Regions from separate parts of the Homo sapiens genome. Here regions 1 and 2 are each linked to region 3. The links are chromatin contacts, found by Hi-C or POLR2A ChIA-PET in ENCODE. All regions are on one chromosome and are shown on one strand. Each heading gives the region's core, a stretch centred on a gene start or an enhancer-like site at or near the end of the contact. The rest is flanking DNA. Distances are from core to core; before and after follow the strand shown.

The links. Hi-C counts contacts between places; a loop is a spot of excess contacts on that map. ChIA-PET counts read pairs that join two places held with the same protein, here RNA polymerase II (POLR2A). Pooled maps may share reads with other maps.
Region 1: a map of CD4-positive, alpha-beta T cell shows a loop between it and region 3 (5-fold over the local background). The contact joins the promoter of ZNF23 here to the promoter of CMTR2 in region 3. A Hi-C loop is called at or near these places in 5 of 168 maps with a recorded cell type or tissue (CD4-positive, alpha-beta T cell, gastrocnemius medialis, left cardiac atrium and 1 more), 8 of 37 single-sample maps with no recorded cell type and 19 of 50 pooled maps. POLR2A ChIA-PET finds 5 or more read pairs at or near these places in 5 of 52 experiments (A549, AG04449, IMR-90 and 2 more).
Region 2: a pooled map shows a loop between it and region 3 (3-fold over the local background). The contact joins the promoter of LINC02136 here to the promoter of CMTR2 in region 3. A Hi-C loop is called at or near these places in 3 of 50 pooled maps. POLR2A ChIA-PET finds 5 or more read pairs at or near these places in 3 of 52 experiments (RWPE1, WTC11 and activated CD4-positive, alpha-beta T cell).

What each region holds. Positions count from the first base shown.
Region 1 is chr16:71,460,021-71,463,647 of GRCh38, reverse strand. It overlaps ZNF23 (zinc finger protein 23), which reads left to right and starts at 1,401. Exons shown (of 5, transcript NM_001381984.1): 1 at 1,401-1,438. LOC124903709 (a long non-coding RNA gene) reads right to left here and starts at 1,336. Exons shown (of 2, transcript XR_007065105.1): 1 at 356-1,336. RefSeq lists enhancers at 1,283-1,442, 1,713-1,802.
Region 2 is chr16:71,424,978-71,428,619 of GRCh38, reverse strand. It overlaps LINC02136 (long intergenic non-protein coding RNA 2136), which reads left to right and starts at 2,156. Exons shown (of 3, transcript NR_146574.1): 1 at 2,156-2,459. TRM-CAT2-1 (tRNA-Met (anticodon CAT) 2-1) reads right to left here and starts at 2,127; the gene lies at 2,055-2,127. RefSeq lists enhancers at 1,587-1,686, 2,238-2,738.
Region 3 is chr16:71,287,346-71,290,981 of GRCh38, reverse strand. CMTR2 (cap methyltransferase 2) reads left to right here and starts at 1,580. Exons shown (of 3, transcript NM_018348.6): 1 at 1,580-1,846; 2 at 2,045-2,104. It overlaps LOC102723786 (a long non-coding RNA gene), which reads right to left and starts at 2,182. Exons shown (of 4, transcript XR_933707.3): 1 at 2,027-2,182. RefSeq lists silencers at 1,308-1,377, 1,458-1,827.

The DNA.
Region 1 (3,627 bases), core at 152-2,651, 170 kb before region 3:
TATTCTCTAGCTGAGGATGATGATGTTGAACAAGATAGATACAGTGTCTGTTCCCTGCAGCCACCAGAGAAGACAGACATATAAATAAACTATCACCATTAAGTAAGTACACAGTGCTGTGATGGCACATAAATGAGTGTCCTGCCTTATTCTGGGTGATGAGGGAAGGCTTGCTTCCCATGCAAAATGGGATTTGAGCTCACACTTCCAGTAACAGTCAAGATGGAGGGTAGGAATGGGAAGGGAAGGGCATTCTAGATTTAGAGAACAGCATTTTTAGCATGTAGGGCTGAGGTAGAGTCAGGGAATGAATGGGAGTGATAAGAAGCCACAGAGGCAAGTGGGAGCCAAATACCAGTCTCCAGTGCAGCAGCGTTGGATGGATCAGAGCTGGAAGGAAGAAAAGCCCACATTACCAGGGTTAGGGGGTGTGTGAGGGGGTGGGGATTTTAAGGGTCGTCCAATCCAGTGGCATTTAGTACTGTCTCCCTTCCCCCAGGGCTCATTTTGGAATTTTATGGTAGGTATTTTGTTATATTTGGTGTCAGTGGTAACATTGCTACTAGCGTTGTGGATAGGAGCCAGGATCCTGCAATGTACAGGACAGTCCTGCCCACTGAAAAAATGTTCACACTTTCAAATGTCTTGCTGAACATTCAGGTAGGTGAAAATTCTATTTCTAAATTATCTGAATCTAAACCTGTTTTCTGGATAAACATGTATTTTTGCACAGTTTTAACATACACTGATCTTCCAGGAATGTAATTATTGTATAATCAAGAGACGATTGTCCTGTGTTTCATTCAGAACTTCACGAAAACATGTTTGCCATTTTGGATCATAATTTTGTGACTTTTGCAACAATGTAAGTCACAGCTTTGTGGCTGTGGCACTCAGACAACGTCTATGTGTAAAGGCGACCACCTTATTAGGTCTCCTGCAGCAGCCAAGACCAAACACATTGAAGTATGTGTTTTTAAACGACAGATGACGGTCCTCTTTTTTTTCTCTTTCATTACACTTAAGGCATAACATTAGTTTTTAATATGTAGGTGTGTATGTTATGTATGATTTTCTAGGCCATTATATATGAATATCAGGTCAGGAGAATAAGATGGACATTACAAACTATTTGTTAGAAAAAGGGGGCATTGGGTGTGACAGCGCGCCATCCACTGGTCCATTTCCAAGACTCCCACACGTGGCTGCACCTGCAGCTTCACCTCCCCGGGCTGGGTCCCCGCTTGGCTCTGATTCTTACCTGCCCCATTCCCCAGGGGTAACAGTCACCGTGGGCCAGACCCGAGCTAGCCGACAGGGATGCGGCCACAGCTGGCCGGGCGTGACCACCACCGAGGCGCAGCGACCTTGCTCCTAGAGAGGCCCGGCCGCCTGGTGACGCACTTCCGGCAGCGCCGGGGAGCAGTCCGCTACGGAGGTGAGTGCAGGGCTCCGGGCGCTGTGTGCCGTGCCCTGTCCCCCAGGCTCTGGGTCCGGTTGAGACGCACTCCCACCCTGGGTGCTGCAGGGTCTCCCGTGGCCTACGCTGCCAGGAGGCCCAGGCTGGGAGAGGGAGCAGGGCGGCGGCCCGGGGTGCTCTTCCGCGCTCCTCGACTCCAGCTTTGGTCTTTGTGGCTCAATAGCTTGCGCCCATTGGAAGGGGAAACGCACGTTGCTGTCCCAGCCACGAGGCCCTGAGCATTTAGCACTTGGTCGACGGGGGAAGATGTGTCGGTGCAGCTAAAAGATGGAATATTTGCGGGCGTGAAGCGGCCCGAGGTGATACCACAAGTCTTTTGACATGCTGAGGTCTGGCAGGAACATTAACCTATGTGCATCCCGAGTATGGACCGTGTGCTCCCAGGCTCCTGACATAGGGTCATGAATTAGGGCCGAGTGGGAGCGCAGAGCCCCTCCCAGTCACCCGGCAGCAGAAGCAGCCCGGCTTTTGGAGGACATTGTCTCCTGGAGCAGTGTCAGTCCCAAAAGGTAACTCAGCCCTGCTTCTCTCGGCTCAGGGTTGACAGTGACCTGGGAATGACTTCTACAACGTAATTACGAATTCACTCAGTTTTAGAATATATTTAGTAGTCTCAGAATCGCTAATTCATACCCCCATGAAAAGCAAATTTACTACCTAAAGTACAGTACTTGGATACAGGTCTTTTTGTCTTTACTCTTATGGTATTTAGTCAAAATACTGTTTTCCAAAGTTGCTTACCCCTTTTCTTTCCTACCACTTAAGTGTGGTTATGTTCACTGTAGTATAGTTAAGCACATTGGCTGTTCTTTGTATTACATTTTGGGTCCTCAATTTCACCCCATCCTTGCTGGTTTATATATTTATTTAAAATATATATTTATATGTTACATATATAGTAGTAAACATCCATGAACACACCACCCAATTAAGAAAGAGAAGATTGCCAGTACTGCTGAATTTATCAATGTGTTCCTCCTCCTCAACCCAACTCCCAGCCTCCAACCCCTAGAGGTAACAGTTATATTGACTTTTGTGTTAATTGTAGCCCTGTTATTTTAAAAAATAATTACATATGCATGTATCTGTAAGCAATGTACTTAAATTTTTTTTTTGAGCTTCATATAAATGGCACCATTGTGTGTATAAGTCATCTGGGACTCGCATAATTCAATGTTAAGTTTCCAAATTCATTCTGTGTGTAGCTTCTGGGTAATGTTCCATTGTAAAAACTGTATGAAAATTTATCGATGTATTTTCAATGGACATGTGGGTTGTTTTCAGTGTTTTGTTATTAAAATGTGCTGATAATATTTTTGTACGTACTTCCTACATATGAGAGTTTCTCTAGTGTGTAAGTTTTTAAAATTAGGCACAAATGTTGAATTATGTTAAACATCTTTGGCATCTGTTGAGATGGACAGTGTGTTTATCTTTCTTTGATTTATTAATGTGAAAAATATACTAATTAGTATCTTCGTGGGATAATCCTACTTACTCATGATGTATTTAATGAACTATTGGAGTCTATTCCTTGATAGAATTTTTGCATTAGAATTCATAAATGAGACTGGTCTGTAGTTTTTGCATCAGTATTGTGCTGGCACCATAAAAAGAATTGGGAAACTTACTTTGCTGTGCTCTGCTACGGTTTACATAGTGTTAGAATTACTCATTTCCGAAACATTGAAAGAATTTGCTCATGACACATCTGAGCTCAGTGTTTTGTGAGAGTTAGTTCTTCACTGGCCATCTTGGTTTAATTAGGTAAAAGTAATCAAGGATTATGTAGAAAATCTATATAATGTCATAACAGGAAAAAACCTGGAATCGTATTTAAAAAAAAAAACTATCCCCTTGGGAGGGAGCCAAGAGACCAAAGAATGCCTTGGACGAGTCCAGCTTGGCAAGTAGATGAGTTTATTAGGACTTACATACTTACTCCTGGATGGCAGCAGGACAGCTTTAGAGACCTGTGATGCCCCTCGTCTCTAAGTACTTTTTAGAGAATTTTCTGGCTGTTTGCCTACTGCATTTAAACGATGAGACTTTTCTTGGTAGGTTCTCATATACTTTCTAGGATGTTTACGTTCTTGCAAACACCTGCTCCTCTGCTGAGCCCCATGGTCTTGACTCACTGCCCGGTC
Region 2 (3,642 bases), core at 907-3,406, 140 kb before region 3:
AAGAAAAGAGGGAAAAGGAAAAAAAGAACAAAGAAGAAGCAGAAAAGGAAAAGCTTACTGAAATGATAGATTTAAAACCAAATATAGCAGTAATTATATTAAATGTAAGTGGACTAAATATTCCTATTAATCTGTAGAGATCATATAACAATTCAAAAAATCATAACTGTGTTTGAAAGATACATTAAAACATAAGGGTACAGAAAGTACAGCATAATAGAAGAAGATACTTTCTGCACAAATCAAAGAAAGTTGATGTTATATTAATATTAGACAACATACTAGAAAACAAAAAATATTTGAGATAAAGGGGAACATTTCATAAGTGTTCAGTTCAGGTTCAATTCATCAGGAAGCACAAGAATTCTGTTTTTATGTAGTTGTTATTGTAGCCTCAAAATACAAAAAGAAAAATCAACAAATTAGACAAATTTATATCTCACAGTAACCAGCAGTTCAAACAGATAAAAAATTTATAAGGGTACAGAAGCTTTGAATAACATGATTAGAAAACTTAGAACAAGGCGCCAGGCGCAGTGGCTCACGCCTGTAATCCCAGCACTTTTGGGAGGCCAAGGCGGGTGGATCACGAGGTCAGGAGATCGAGACCATCCTGGCTAACATGGTGAAACCCCGTCTCTACTAAAAATACAAAAAATTAGCCGGGCGTGGTGGCAGGCGCCTGTAGTCCCAGCTACTCGGGAGGCTGAAGCAGGAGAATGGCGTGAACCCGGGAGGCGGAGCTTGCAGTGAGCCGAGATCGCACCACTGCACTCCAGCCTGGGCGACAGGGCGAGACTCAGTCTCAAAAAAAAAAAAAGAAAACTTAGAACAAGGCACACAACCACTACAGAACACACCCCCACCCCACCCACATACACAGCATTTACAACGACCATATACCTGAGCCATAAATTTCAAAGGATTTAACTTTTACAGAATATATTATTTGACCACAATGCAATTAAGATATAAATAATAAAAATAAAACTAGAATTTTCCTATTTTGGAAATTAAATATGCTTCTAAATAACTAATAGAGAATAAACTACAAAATAAATAGAAGGTATTGTAATGAAAAATATGGAAGGATTCAGCTAGAGCTAGAATCAGAGCTTGTCATTCAAGCCACGCCTCATCCCCCTCTCCTAGATCTCTTGAGGCTGGGTGCTGACTGCCTCGGTCTTCCTGGCTCTTGGAAGCTGGGTCTGGGATGGAGGCGAGGGTGGAGACAAGGCCTTTCTCCTAGCAGAGGAAGGTCGAGGAAAAAAGAGATTGGAAGTGGTCTAGGAGGCTGATTTTCATAGATGTTGCAAGAGGAATTGACTCAATTTAGCTCTCACCAGCAACGCTTAGTGTCCGTTTGCCTACATTCATGCCAACAGTGCGTGTTTTCTCATTTGTGGAGGTTTTTGTTTTGTTTTGTTTTAAAACTGCTGGAGTGCAATGGTGTGATGAGGGCTCACTGCAGCTCCGACCTAAGCGATCCTCCCACCTCAGAGGTGCTGGGACTAGAGGTACTTGCCACCACGCCTGGCTATTTTTATTTTTTGTAGAAACAGGGTCCCATTATGTTGCCCAGGCTGGTCTCTAAATTCCCGGGCTTAAGCTATTCTCCTATCTTGGCTCTCCAAAGTGTTGGGATTACAGATGTGAGCCAATGCACCCGGCCTCATTTGTGGATTTTAATTCCTGGGAGAGGGGACAATAGCAGTTCCTGTGGCTGTGATCTGAGTTTCTTTTCGTTATGAGCAAGGGTGATTCATTCGCGAGTTGACCTTACCATGTATTTTATTTACGCGGCCCTGTGGCAGGGTCCCCTGCTCCTGTACACCTGGCTGTCAGGTGATGGCACATCCTTACCCTCTGGTCCTCGAGGGGCACATCTACTCTTTACCCATAGTTCAGAGCACTTTGCTGGGTGACATCCGCATATTTGCTGCAATTGTTACTCTCTGGTCCTTGAGGGACACACCTACTCTTTGCCCATAGTTCAGAGTGCTTTGCTGGGTTACATCCGAACATTTGCTGCATTCGTAGCACAACAAAACAGCTGCCCTCTCTGAGGCTCGAACTCAGGACCTTCAGATTATGAGACTGACGCGCTGCCCACTGCGCTAAGAGGGCCTCTGCTTAGACAAGCTTGCTACCTCCTGTAAGAAAATGCCTGCAGCCCCTTGCACTCGCGGAGTCATCTACGCAAGGTCGGGCTCTGCAGGCAGCAGCTTCTGGTCTCACCCCGGGCTTGTGCGCACACCTGGGGACATGTGGGAAGGTCGCTCTTGCGGCCACTGAGCGGCCTGGCCTCAGGGAACGAGCCCCGCGCCGGGAAGAAAGCTGCCTGCCGGGAGCGCAGCCTATTGGGGACCCGGGACCCGAGCCACCGCGGCTCACCAAGAGGCGGTGGGGCCCTGCGGTGCGTGTGGGACGCCGGGCAGGCAGACTCTGAGCACGGCCAGGTGGGGACAAGCTCCGAGGCGTGACCGGGCTGGGGCGCGGGGGAAGCGGGGGATGAGCGCCTGGGTCCGGTGCAAGCGGCGGAGGGTGGCAAGAACCGGCAAGCACGGGAGAGGAGGCTGCAAGGGGTGACCCCAGCTGGGGTCCTCCGTCTCCAGGGCGACGGCCTCTTGATTGGGCGGGAGATGGGCTCTCGTGGCTGCCAAATGCAGGGTTCCAGGGTGGACTGAGGCTGGAGCGTGCGACCTCAGCCGCGGGTGGGCGTCAGGGGCGACCCCGGAGCGAGGGGTGAGTAGGGCCCTGGGGAGCAGGAGAGCGCGGCAGGAGGGCAGGAGGGCAGAGAAGGGGTGTGGGGTGTGAAATCTCCAGGCCCAGGTCTAGGTCCTGGAGTCGAGGTGGGGGTGAGGTGGAAGCAGGGAGGGAAGGTTCCAGAAGATTCTTGGACGTGAATTCAGTCGGAAAATGGAGGGAAGAAATTATGGTTGCCTTGGACTTGCCAATTCATTTATTTATTTATTTGTTTATTTTGCATCCCGCGTTTTTCTTTTTCTCTCTTCTTTCTCAAATAATCTTGCTTCCTGGTTACACATAGGCCCAGAGGGTCTATGAAGGGCAGCAGAGTCGCACTGCTGGCTCCAAGCAGGGCTGTCCAATTTATTGTCACATGAAAAGATGACAGGAATAAAGGGTGCGGGGAGGGATGGGCGAGTGGATGGGTGGGTGGAGGGAGCTCTCCCCATCTCAAGATTCCCTTCTCACTGTTTCAGGGATGTTACTGCCCCAGGGAGTCTTCACCCCATCCCATTGCCCAAAAACCATTTTGGGTAAGATGACGACCTTGAACTTGCCAGCTTACTCATTCTCTAAGACCTTGTGGCATTTTTGCTTGTTTTTACCAGATAACCAATCATATATTTCACTACCTGATAGGACTAGTCTCTTCTACCCCCCCCCCCCCCCCAACACACACACACCTGCTCTTCTGATCGGGGTTTCGGTGCTCCTTTGGGAACTGGTTTCCGGTGATTTCTTGCACAGTGGTCACTCTGATTCTTTCTTCTCTGATCTCCTAGGGCACTTGGTGACTAGCACATCCCAGGGTTTGAGGGGGTTCTCAGTTGTTCTCTGTGTGTTAGTCCTGCCTTCTCCATTAGGCTGGGGCCTCTGCGATCCAGAGACAGGATC
Region 3 (3,636 bases), core at 331-2,830:
TCTATTTTCATGCAATACTGTTGACACATACAGCCTATTAATGGCTGCATATAATGCATATATGTGCATTATATAGATGTACTGTAATAATTTAATTAATTCTCTTAAAGTAGACATTTAGAGTATTTCCATTTGGCTATGTTATTGAGATGCTGAAATGAACATTTTGTCCAAAGTGAGTGCCAGCTGTTTAATTATCTCCTAAGGATAAACTGCGAGGAGGAGGAATTGCTGGGTTAAAATGCATGTCCTCTTTTTTTCCCGAGACGGAGTCTCGCACTGTCGCCCGGGCTGGTGTGCAGTGGTGAGATCTCGGCTCGCTCCAACCTCCGCCTCCCGGGTTCAAGCGATTCTCCTGCCTCAGCCTCCCAAGTAGCTAGGATTACAGGCGCCCGCCACCACGCCTGGCTAATTTTTTGCATTATTAGTAGAGACGGGGTTTCACTATGTTGGTCAGGCTGGTCTCGGACTCTTGACCTCGTGATCCGCTCGCCTCGGCCTCTCAAAATGCTGGGATTACAGGCGTGAGCCACTGCGCCCAGCCAAAGTGCATGTCTCTTTTCAACGTTTGCCTTCTGGGCTAGGCGGCTTGGCTCATGCCTGTAATCCCAGCACTTTGGGTGGCCGAGACCAACGGATCGCTTGAGTCCAGGAGTTCCAGACCAGCCTAAGATAGGGAGATGCCATCTCTCTAGGAGGATCGCGTGAGCCCGGGGAAGTTGAGGCTGCAGTGAGCCGAGATCGAGCCACTGCACACCAGCCTGGGTGAGGGTAAGACCTTGTTTCAGTAAACAAACAAATAAATAAGTTTGCCTTCCGTAAGGTTTCTAATAACGTTTTTCTTCCATCCACAGATGTAAACCTGTTTCCCCATAGTCACACCAACAGTGGTCATTACCAAGGTTTTACATCTTTGCTAAACCGAGTAAAAAGAAAACTTGCTGTTTTCATTTCCATTCTTGTCTAATAATAGTTTAAACAGTTTTGTATATCCTTAGTGGCTATTTGTTTGACTTTTTTGTTTTTTGGGAGGCCTGTTCTAATATTTGCTCATTTTCCTTCTGGGGTTGTTGGCCTTTTTCTTATTGGCTTATTAAGCAACATAATTAATATATATTATGTCATGTATATATAAACAATCTTATCTTGCAGTTCCCTAGTTTGGCTTTTAACCTATCGTCTTTTGAGCTGCAGTTTCAACCCAGTCTGTACAGGAAGTAACAACTGTCCAGAAGAGTCTGAAAGCCCTTGGGGCCAGCAGCCAGTGAGCGGAACCAGCACGTCCTGACAGACAGGTTTGCCCCGTCCCTTCCCTCCCTCCCCCTCCCCCTCCCCTTCGCCTCCCTGTCCCTCTCCCTTTCACCCCTCTTCGGGACGGAGCCAAAGAATGCTCCGCCTGCGCGCGCCGCTTCCGTTGCCATAGTGGCCGGGGGCGGGAGGCTGGCGCCTCCCAGCTTCTGTACTCCGCGAAGCAAAACCTAGGGAGCTGAGGCCTAGGCGAGGCGAGAGTCGCCGGCGTGCGTAACGTTGGCGCACGTGACTCCGGCCCGGCCTACAGGGCGCGTGCGCAGTGGGACTTGAGTGCCTCCTGGTCCCTGTCTGCCGGCATTCGCGGCTGCGGGGCCCGGAGGTGGGACTGGCTTCCCGGTGCCGCGAGGGCGGGTCCGGACAGCCTTCCCCCCAGTCCGGCGCACCATCTCCCTGCCTTGTGGCTGGAGGCGCCGCGGACCCAAAGGGAGGGACCATCCCGGGAAGCAGCCCCGAGAGCGGAAGTGCAGAATGGCTTCCTCGAGAGAGTAAAGTGCAGCCTCTCCAGACACTGGGGCCCCAGTGGGCGTGGGCGAAGGTAATCCAGGCCTGGGTACGATTCCGGGCCCTCCTTCGACTTCCCAGCGGGTGAGCCAGGGGCTGGGACTGAGTTTCCTCCAGGTCAGGGACCGGGCCTCTGGAGTGGGGTTTGGGACTTACTTCACTAGATGAAATGAGATATGGGGTGCCCGGCCCAAAGTCAGCCCTGGATACTCACTGGCCGTTGTTTTCACAGTTGCTGGTAGGAGGAGTTGGCGGAAGCACTTGGAACTCCTTTATAAGTGTCAGCTGTGAGGTAAAAACTGTTGATGAGATCTTGTGGGTTTTGTTTTGGGTTCACTAATTTGGGCGGGGGCTACATAACTGCCTACTTGAGTTTGCAATATGAGAATGGTAATAGCGACCCACTTAGCAGAATTATGATGTCACAAAGCTCAAAGGACTGTTTAATGAAAGGCTCAGAGGATCATATACTGGAAAATTTTTCCACACACGCTGTAAGCCACATGCTTTTTTTTTTTTTTTTAAGTCATGCATTTAAGTGCTGGAGTGAAGTTGAGGTGCACTATTAATGACTCATATTCAGAACCTGAAGAGAGAGATCCCTTTTGTGCTAAGTATGATATCCACTCATTTATTCAGTAATACTGAGTGCTTACTGTGTACCAGGCAATGTCCAACTTCTTGGAATGGTCTATGTGTAAACAAAACAAAGATCTCTGTCCTGTGGAGCTTACATTCTAGTTTGGGGAAGACAAATAATAAACAGTAAACAAAAAGAAGGAAGTTATAGGTTGGAAGTACATGAGTACCATAGGAAAAAAATACAGCGAGGTAAGAGGCATGGGGAATGCAAGATGCAATCTTAGGTAGGCTTCACTGAGAAAATGACATTTGAGCAAATATTGGAAGGAGGTGAAGGAGTTAGCTGTGCTGACAGCTGGGGAAAGAGCATTCCAGGCAGAGGGACCACCAATGCAGAAAGACTTTTGTCTTGGAATGTGCTTGGTGTCTTCAGTGAACAGCAGAAAGGCCTGTTTGGCTGGAGTAGTGAGTAAGGGAGTAGTAATAAAAATTAGGTGGCAACACAGCAAAAGTATAGTCAGAACGGTGGAGTGTCTGAATCACTTAAGTTGTCCTCATGTGAAGGTAATTTCCTATTAGCTTAGGTAAGGTTTCACAGCTTAACTACAGCCGTTAATTAGTATGTGAAGTTAATGATTAAAATTAGACTTTTTCCGAAATAGAGTATAGATGAGATCTAAACATGGCTGTAGTTTCCAGCAAGCACAATGCGAATTAAGACAGAGGAGCTTGTTGAAAAAAACTTTTATATGCCCTTATTTTAAGATTTTAGTGAATGTGGAAACACCTCAGTTTTGTCTTCCTTTAGAAATTTGTCTAAATATAGCTCTACCAGTAAAAAAGAAACAAACAAAAAACAGGCATAGTGGCTGACACCTGTAATCCCAGCACCTTGGAAGGCCGAGTTGGAGGGATTGCTTGAGCCCAGGATTTTGAGACCAGCCTGGGCAACAGAGCAAGACCCCATCTCCACAATTTTTTTTTTAACTAACTGGGTGTGGTGGTGCACGTCTGTAGTCCCAACTCCTTTGGAGGCTGAGGTGGGAGGATCCTTTGAGCCTGGGAAGAGGTCAAGGCTGCAGGGAGCTATGACCTGTGCCACTGCACTCCAGCCTGGGTAGCAGAGTGAGACCCTGTCTCAAAAAAAAACTTTTTTTTAATATAAATATACCGTGGCAAACAAATGACTAAGAAGACACCTGTTACTTCAAGGAAATTACAAACTGGTAGAGTAGACTTGCA